Regions from separate parts of the Homo sapiens genome. Here region 2 is linked to region 1. A link is a loop called in an ENCODE intact Hi-C map of the cell type or tissue named here. Cell type or tissue: prostate gland. All regions are shown on one strand. Each heading gives the region's core, and the rest is flanking DNA. Links, peaks and the distances in the headings are about the cores only. Region 1 overlaps LINC02908 (long intergenic non-protein coding RNA 2908). Region 2 has its middle 1.8 kb from the start of LCN12.

What was found. A loop is a pair of places that touch in the nucleus more often than their neighbours do. Peaks named below come from ENCODE experiments on the same cell type or tissue, not always from the same donor. Only the 100,000 strongest peaks of a DNase experiment are listed, where the experiment ranks them.
Region 2: a loop joins it to region 1, with 2.7 times the contacts of the local background. A loop is called at or near these places in 87 of 110 quality-filtered maps.

The regions. Positions count from the first base shown.
Region 1 is chr9:137,033,823-137,036,714 of GRCh38, forward strand. It overlaps LINC02908 (long intergenic non-protein coding RNA 2908), which reads left to right. Exons shown (of 3, transcript NR_171031.1): 3 at 828-2,892. Among named protein-coding and RNA genes, the nearest start is that of FUT7, 3.2 kb to the left of the region's middle. RefSeq lists enhancers at 816-1,015, 868-1,756, 1,757-2,643. In prostate gland, for the core only: CTCF peaks have their summits at 886 and 1,593 (motif pointing left); a DNase peak (open chromatin) is centred at 1,589.
Region 2 is chr9:136,949,046-136,951,937 of GRCh38, forward strand. It overlaps a transcript of LCN12 not described here. Among named protein-coding and RNA genes, the nearest start is that of LCN12, 1.8 kb to the right of the region's middle. RefSeq lists silencers at 625-724, 745-1,244. In prostate gland, for the core only: a CTCF peak has its summit at 1,173; DNase peaks (open chromatin) are centred at 1,096 and 1,520; H3K4me3 peaks cover 1,533 bases; H3K27ac peaks cover 2,195 bases.

The sequences.
Region 1 (2,892 bases), core at 239-2,738:
CTTGTTATGTTGTCCAGGCTAGTTTCAAACTCCTGGCTCAAGCAGTCCTCCCACCTCGGCCTCCCAAAATGCTGGGATGCTGGGAATGAGGACGCGTCTGTCCTGTCAGGTCTTTTGGGGGCTCAGATCGTGTGTCCTGGGAGGAATGGCAACCATGAACTGTTGTCCAGACCTTTGCCCCAGCACCCTCAGAGGGGGCCTGCCTCCCACCACCCCTGTCCCTGTCCTGTTCTACTTTTGGGCCCCAGGGGCTGCTGGCCTCTCCCCGGCCCCACAGTGAGGACAAGGCTGCCTTGGGAGGGGAACCAGGCAGCTGGAGACTGAAGTGGGAGGATCCCACTGTGGGGACAGAGGCAAGACTGGGACAGGGTGGTAGTCAGAGGCCCCCACCCCTGTGGCGCAGTGTAGCCTCTGAGCTGAGCTTTGCTGCGGAACTTGTGCAACGGCTGGAGGGAGGGGGGCTGGAGGGAGGGGGACTTGGAGGGAGGGGGCTTGGGAGGGGGGCTGGAGAGAGGGGGGTTTGGAGGGAGGGGGCTGGAGGGAGGGGAGCTTGGAGGGGAGCTTGGAGGGAGGGGGGTTTGGAGGGAGGGGTGCCTGTGGGCGCCACGGGAAACTGTCAGTGCCTGAGCTGCTTGGCTTAGGGGCTGGCACCAGAGTGGGCAGCTGCCTCCAGCCCCGCCTTTCCAGCCTCCCATGTTTTCGGTGATGACCACAGTGGCACCTGGGCCTTTAATCCCACCCCAGCGTTCCTCCTCTGGCAGGGGGCCCCCGGGGAGCCACACCTTGGCTTCAGCCTCACACCACCCCATCTCTTCTCCTTGAAACAGACACCCGGCGGCAGTTCCTGCAGGAAGGAGGCTGTCCTGCCACGCCTGCGGGTGACCCGGCCTCTGGTGCCAGAGCCTGCCATCCTTCCTGTTTGTGCTGCCAGGCTGGCAGGGTCCCTTGCCACCGACCTCAGCCGCAGCCACAGCCTGCTCCCTCCCTGGGTGGATTTGAAGGAGCCTCCCCCACCCTCCGCCCCTAGCTTGCTCCTTGAGGACCCTGGGCAGGGTGGCTGCCATGGGGCCCAATCGTGCGTGGGAACCTGCGAGCTGGCAAACGGGGCTCGGGGGTTTTGCCCAGAAATGGGTCAGAACGAAAGCCTCTCAGAGGAAAGAAAAGGGCATGAGTCAAAGAGAAAGTCGGGGGGCAGGGGCTCCCCCTCATCTCACCCCACCCAGGCCTCCTGACTCCCTGGGTTTGTGCGGACCCAGGCAGGCAGCCAACCCCAGCTCCGTGGTGTGTGAGCATCGTGATGATCAGGACACAAGCTCTTCCCCGCTGAGCCTTCACTGTGGGCCAGCTTCCCGGTGGATGCCCACTGAAGAGGCCTCAACCCAGTGGGCCCCACTCCAGACCAAGAGCAGACCATTGGCCAGCTGCCCCCTGCAGACAGCGGCACCCGGGGCAGCAGCAAGGTGAGGGGCACCCAGCCCCAGCCCCAGGGGCGTCTCAGGGAGCGGGCTGAGCCTGGCTGTCTTCCTGAGCCCCACCTGCTTCATGGGTTGGCTTGAGCAAGGCAGTCCAGATGCGTGTCTCGAGCGCTCCCTGGCGGCATGCTGCAAAGCTACATGGCTCCGGCAACAAGGAAGACTGCCCTTATTCTCAGTAACAGGTGGAGCTGGGGGCTGGAGAGCCCCTCGGACCTCGCCTTGGGAAAGCTGGGTGGGTGCACGGAGCCTGGCAGGTGGCCAAGGGGACCCCCAAGTGGAGGGATTGGTCGAGGGGCAGCACAGGGTGGTGCAGTGGGTGAGCTCAGCCCCTCCCCTCCAACTCTCATCCCATTGAGCCCCAAGGCGTGGGGGGATCACGTCTGTCCTTGTTCTCCTCCAGGTGGAGCTGCTGGGTGGGGCTCTGGTCCTCCAGGGACCCACTCTGCACCCCAAGTTTTGCCGGGACCCGCTCCTCTGTGTTGTGTGGCTGTAGGGGAGGGCTGCAGCCAGGGACTCTGAACCCGGGGCCGGCCCACCCAGCCACCCAGGGTGGGGAACAAGATCGCCTCCCAGGGCCAGAAGCTGGGGATGTCCTTGCTTCCTAGGATGTTGGCTAGGGGATCACACGCCCCACATTCTGGGTCAAGCATGGTCCTGCCCCAGCATCTTGCTGGGTTGGGGGCATCTCTGCACAGATGAGTGCCACCCCAGCGTCTCCGCCAGGGTCTGGGCATGTCACTCTTGGGCATCTGTGCTCAGGAGGTCACCAGGTGTGGGCAGGGCACCAAGCAGGGAGGTAGCCGAGGCTGGAAGATGCACATCAGTGCCCCGCTGGGCTTCCTCAAGTGGGAACTGGTGGAGGGGGCGCTAGGCTGCCGGGCCAGGGTCAGCAGGCTCAGGCCGGCTCAGGGCTCAGAGTTGAGCCAGAAACCAAGGTGAAATCTGCCTCTTACTGCCGCCAGGGCCCTTGGGACAGGGACAGGAACAGCAGAAGGTAAAGTGGAAAGGAATTGAGTAATGGGCCCCCAGGCAAGGCTGAGCCAGGCCCCAAGCCCAGGATTGGGGTCTCCAGAGTCCCTGGGGGCCCCAGGGCAGCTCACCCACAGCCTGGGGCCTATGGGAGCAAGGGGGCTCCTGATGGGTGGGGGCAGGAGCTTGGACAAAGTTGAAGGCCTTCTGTCTGAATTGGCCAGGGGCCAATGAAAGCCAAAAAGCTGGTGTGGTGGCTTATGCCTGTAATCCCACTTTGGGAGGCCAAGGCGGGTGGATCACCTGAGGTCAGGAGTTCGAGACCAGCCTGGTCAACATGGTGAAACCCCATCTCCACTAAAAATAGCTGGGCGTGGTGGCAGGCACCTGTATGTAATCCCAAATACTCGGGAGGCTGAGGCAGGAGAATCACTTGAACCTGGGAGAT
Region 2 (2,892 bases), core at 85-2,584, 85 kb before region 1:
AGAGCGAGACTCTGTCTCAATTTATTTAAAAAACAACAACAAACAACAACAAAACTATGCAAACTGGCTGGGCACAGTGGCTCACACCTTTAATCTCAGCACTTTGAGAGGCTGAGGCAGGAGGATCGCTTGAGGCCAGGAGTTCAAGATCTGACTGGGTGGGCAACATAGTGAGACCTCATCTCTATTTAAAAAAAAAGTTTTTTCATCTATAGAAACTAACATTTAATTGTTAGCAGTCTTGCCCAAGACCTGCGGGGTCAGGAGTCCAGGACTGTCCTGGGTGCCCCCGCCTTGCCTGGACGTGAGAGTGCTGTGTGGGGCCCCGGGAGCCCCTGGTCCCACAGGCAGGGCCGACAGGCAGGTGCCGTGCCCGTCCTCCCTGCCCACGCAGGTGCTCAGAGGGACAGGTGGGCCAGGACTCCTCCATGTGGGGACGAGGCACCCTCCTCCCCAGCCACGCCCCAACCACCCCTGGCCCCCCACCCCACCCCCAAGGGGCCTCCCAGCGCCCAGGACCGTGTCTGGGAAAAGGTCTTTGCCCGGAGAGTGGGAAGAGAGAGGGGAGGGTGAGCAGAGGACAGGCCGGGAGTTTTCCGGGAACGGAGGAAGAGCAGTGGAGGGTAAGTCTGTCCTTGTTGCTGTGGGGAGGCCGAGATGAAGGCGATGGGTTGGGGGTGGGGGTGCCGGGGAGCGAAGCAGAGGGAAGAGAGGACCTGATGGGAGGGGTCAATGGGAGAGGCCCCAGGGACCGGTCCCCACGGTGGGCTGGGGGTCCAGGGTGCTGAGTGGAAGCGGCGGTTTCCCTCCCGCCTCTCAAGGACGCCTTGCAGAAGGCGCGGCTGCTCCTCCCCGTGGCACGCAAGCTCCCGGGCACCGCCTCCCGCCTCGGCCTCCCAAAGCGCTGGGCTCACTGGCGTGTGCTGCCGCGCCCGGCCCGCCCACCCCAGGCGGTATGGAAGGCCGAGGTCAGAGCCAGGACTCCCCCGGGAGCCCCGCAGGTGCCTCAAGGCCCGCGTCCTGCACGGCCCGTTCCAGCGCCGCCGGCCCAGCCAGGCAAAGGCACCTGCAGGGCCCTGATTGGGCGGCGGAGGTCACGTGCCCACCCTCCACCAATCACGTTAGACGGGAGGAGCAGCACCTGCGTCTGCCCCGCGGTGGGGGGAGGAGGCGCGCCGAACCCATTGTCGTGTCCGGGAGGCTCCTGCAGGGGACGTGGGGGGCACAGAGGTTAACGGCAGCAGCCAGTGGCTACCTGGAGGCACACACAGACCCCCCAGGGCGGCAGGAGTGGGTCTGGGGGAGGGAGCATGGGGCCTGAGGCGCTGCTTGGAGCCGAGGGACCCTCCTCTGTGTCGAGGACTCGGCCCACCCGACCTCTGCTGCTCAGTCTCTGTGGGTCTCGGGCTGGCCAGGGAAGGCCCGGTTTTCCTCCCGCAGGGCCCTGCATGGGCGGGGTCCGTAGCGGGGACTGTCCTGTACATGGGCTGTGTGCTGTGATCCCAAATCTCCCCAGTGCCCTGCGATAAGACGGGCTCCGGGAGGGGTGCCTGCTGCGCTGAGAGCGGGACCCTGGGGCTGCGGACAGGCGCTCCTAGGCTGGCTGGGGCCAGGGGGATGGTGGAGAGTCGAAGGCGCCTTGGGGAGTTCAGGGGAATGAACAGATTATTTCCAACTTTTCCTTCCCTGGGCCAGCCTCCTGAAACGCTAGCGTTGTGCTGGTGAGACAAGGCACAGCAAGCTGCCCTTCTACGTGGGCAGTGAGGCCTGGGACAGAGCCCAGCCCTGGAGCCCTGAAGTCCTGGGGGCTGGGCTCTTCGAGTGGCCAGGCTGGGGCTGCCACCCAGGGCAGGCTGCCGAGGCCCAGGGCACCTCCTGGGATGAGCCTAAGTCCCTTGTAAGCAGGGCTGGATGAGGGGAGGAGGTGGCCAGGACAGGGAATCTGGGGTGGGAGGGGGCAGCCAGGACAGGGACCTGGGGGGCCTGGACAGAGGCTCACAGGCCAGGCACACGGTGAGTGGGAGGCACCTGGCTCACCCTTGGTGACCCCTAACATGGAGTCCAGCACCCAGAGGCTTCAGCTACCTGTGAGGATGGGAGGAGAGGTCAGGAAGGGGACTCCACTCCCTAGCCCCATCGTCCAAGGGGTGCCAGGGCAGCTAGAAGCCCCAAGCCTGCCATTGCCCTCCCTGCCAGCCCTCTGTTTACATTTTATTTTTATATTTTTAGAGATGAGATCTCAGTCTTGCCCAGGCTGGAGTCCAGTGGCACAATCATAGCTTACTGCAGGCTCAAACTCCTGGGCTAAAGCAATCCTCCCACCTCAGCCTCTCAAGTAGCTGGGACCACAGGTGTGCACCACCACCCCCAGCTAACTTTTAAATTTTTTTGTAGAGATGGAGTCTCGCTATGTTGTCCAGGGTGATGTCAAACTCCTGGGCTTGAGAGATCCTCCCACCTTGGCCCCCCAAAGTGCTGGGATTATAGGCATGAGCCTCTGTGCCTGGCCTACTAATCCTTTCTTTTAGGCAGGACCAGCATGGGGTGCCCACTCCCATTAGTGGGGCTTCCCAGCCCTGCCCCTCCCTCTGGGCAGAGACTGCGTTTAAAATGCCCCAGCTGTCCTCACCAGGTTGCCTGGGTGCTCTGCAGGCCCCAGCCTCCCTCCTCGCCTGCTCGGGCCACCTCCACCCCGGCCTCATGGCCACAGGGCCCCTCCCTGGTCCTGTTCTTGCTCCAGGGCCACGGCCCACGCTGCGGTTCAGGCATGTGTGGAGCCAGGCAGGGTGGGGGTAGGGGGGCGGCTGGCAGGCCCAGGCCCTGCAGGGGGAATGCCCGGGTTTGGCCACAGCTGGGCCCTGTCCCTTATGGCTGCGGCAGGTCACGCTGTCT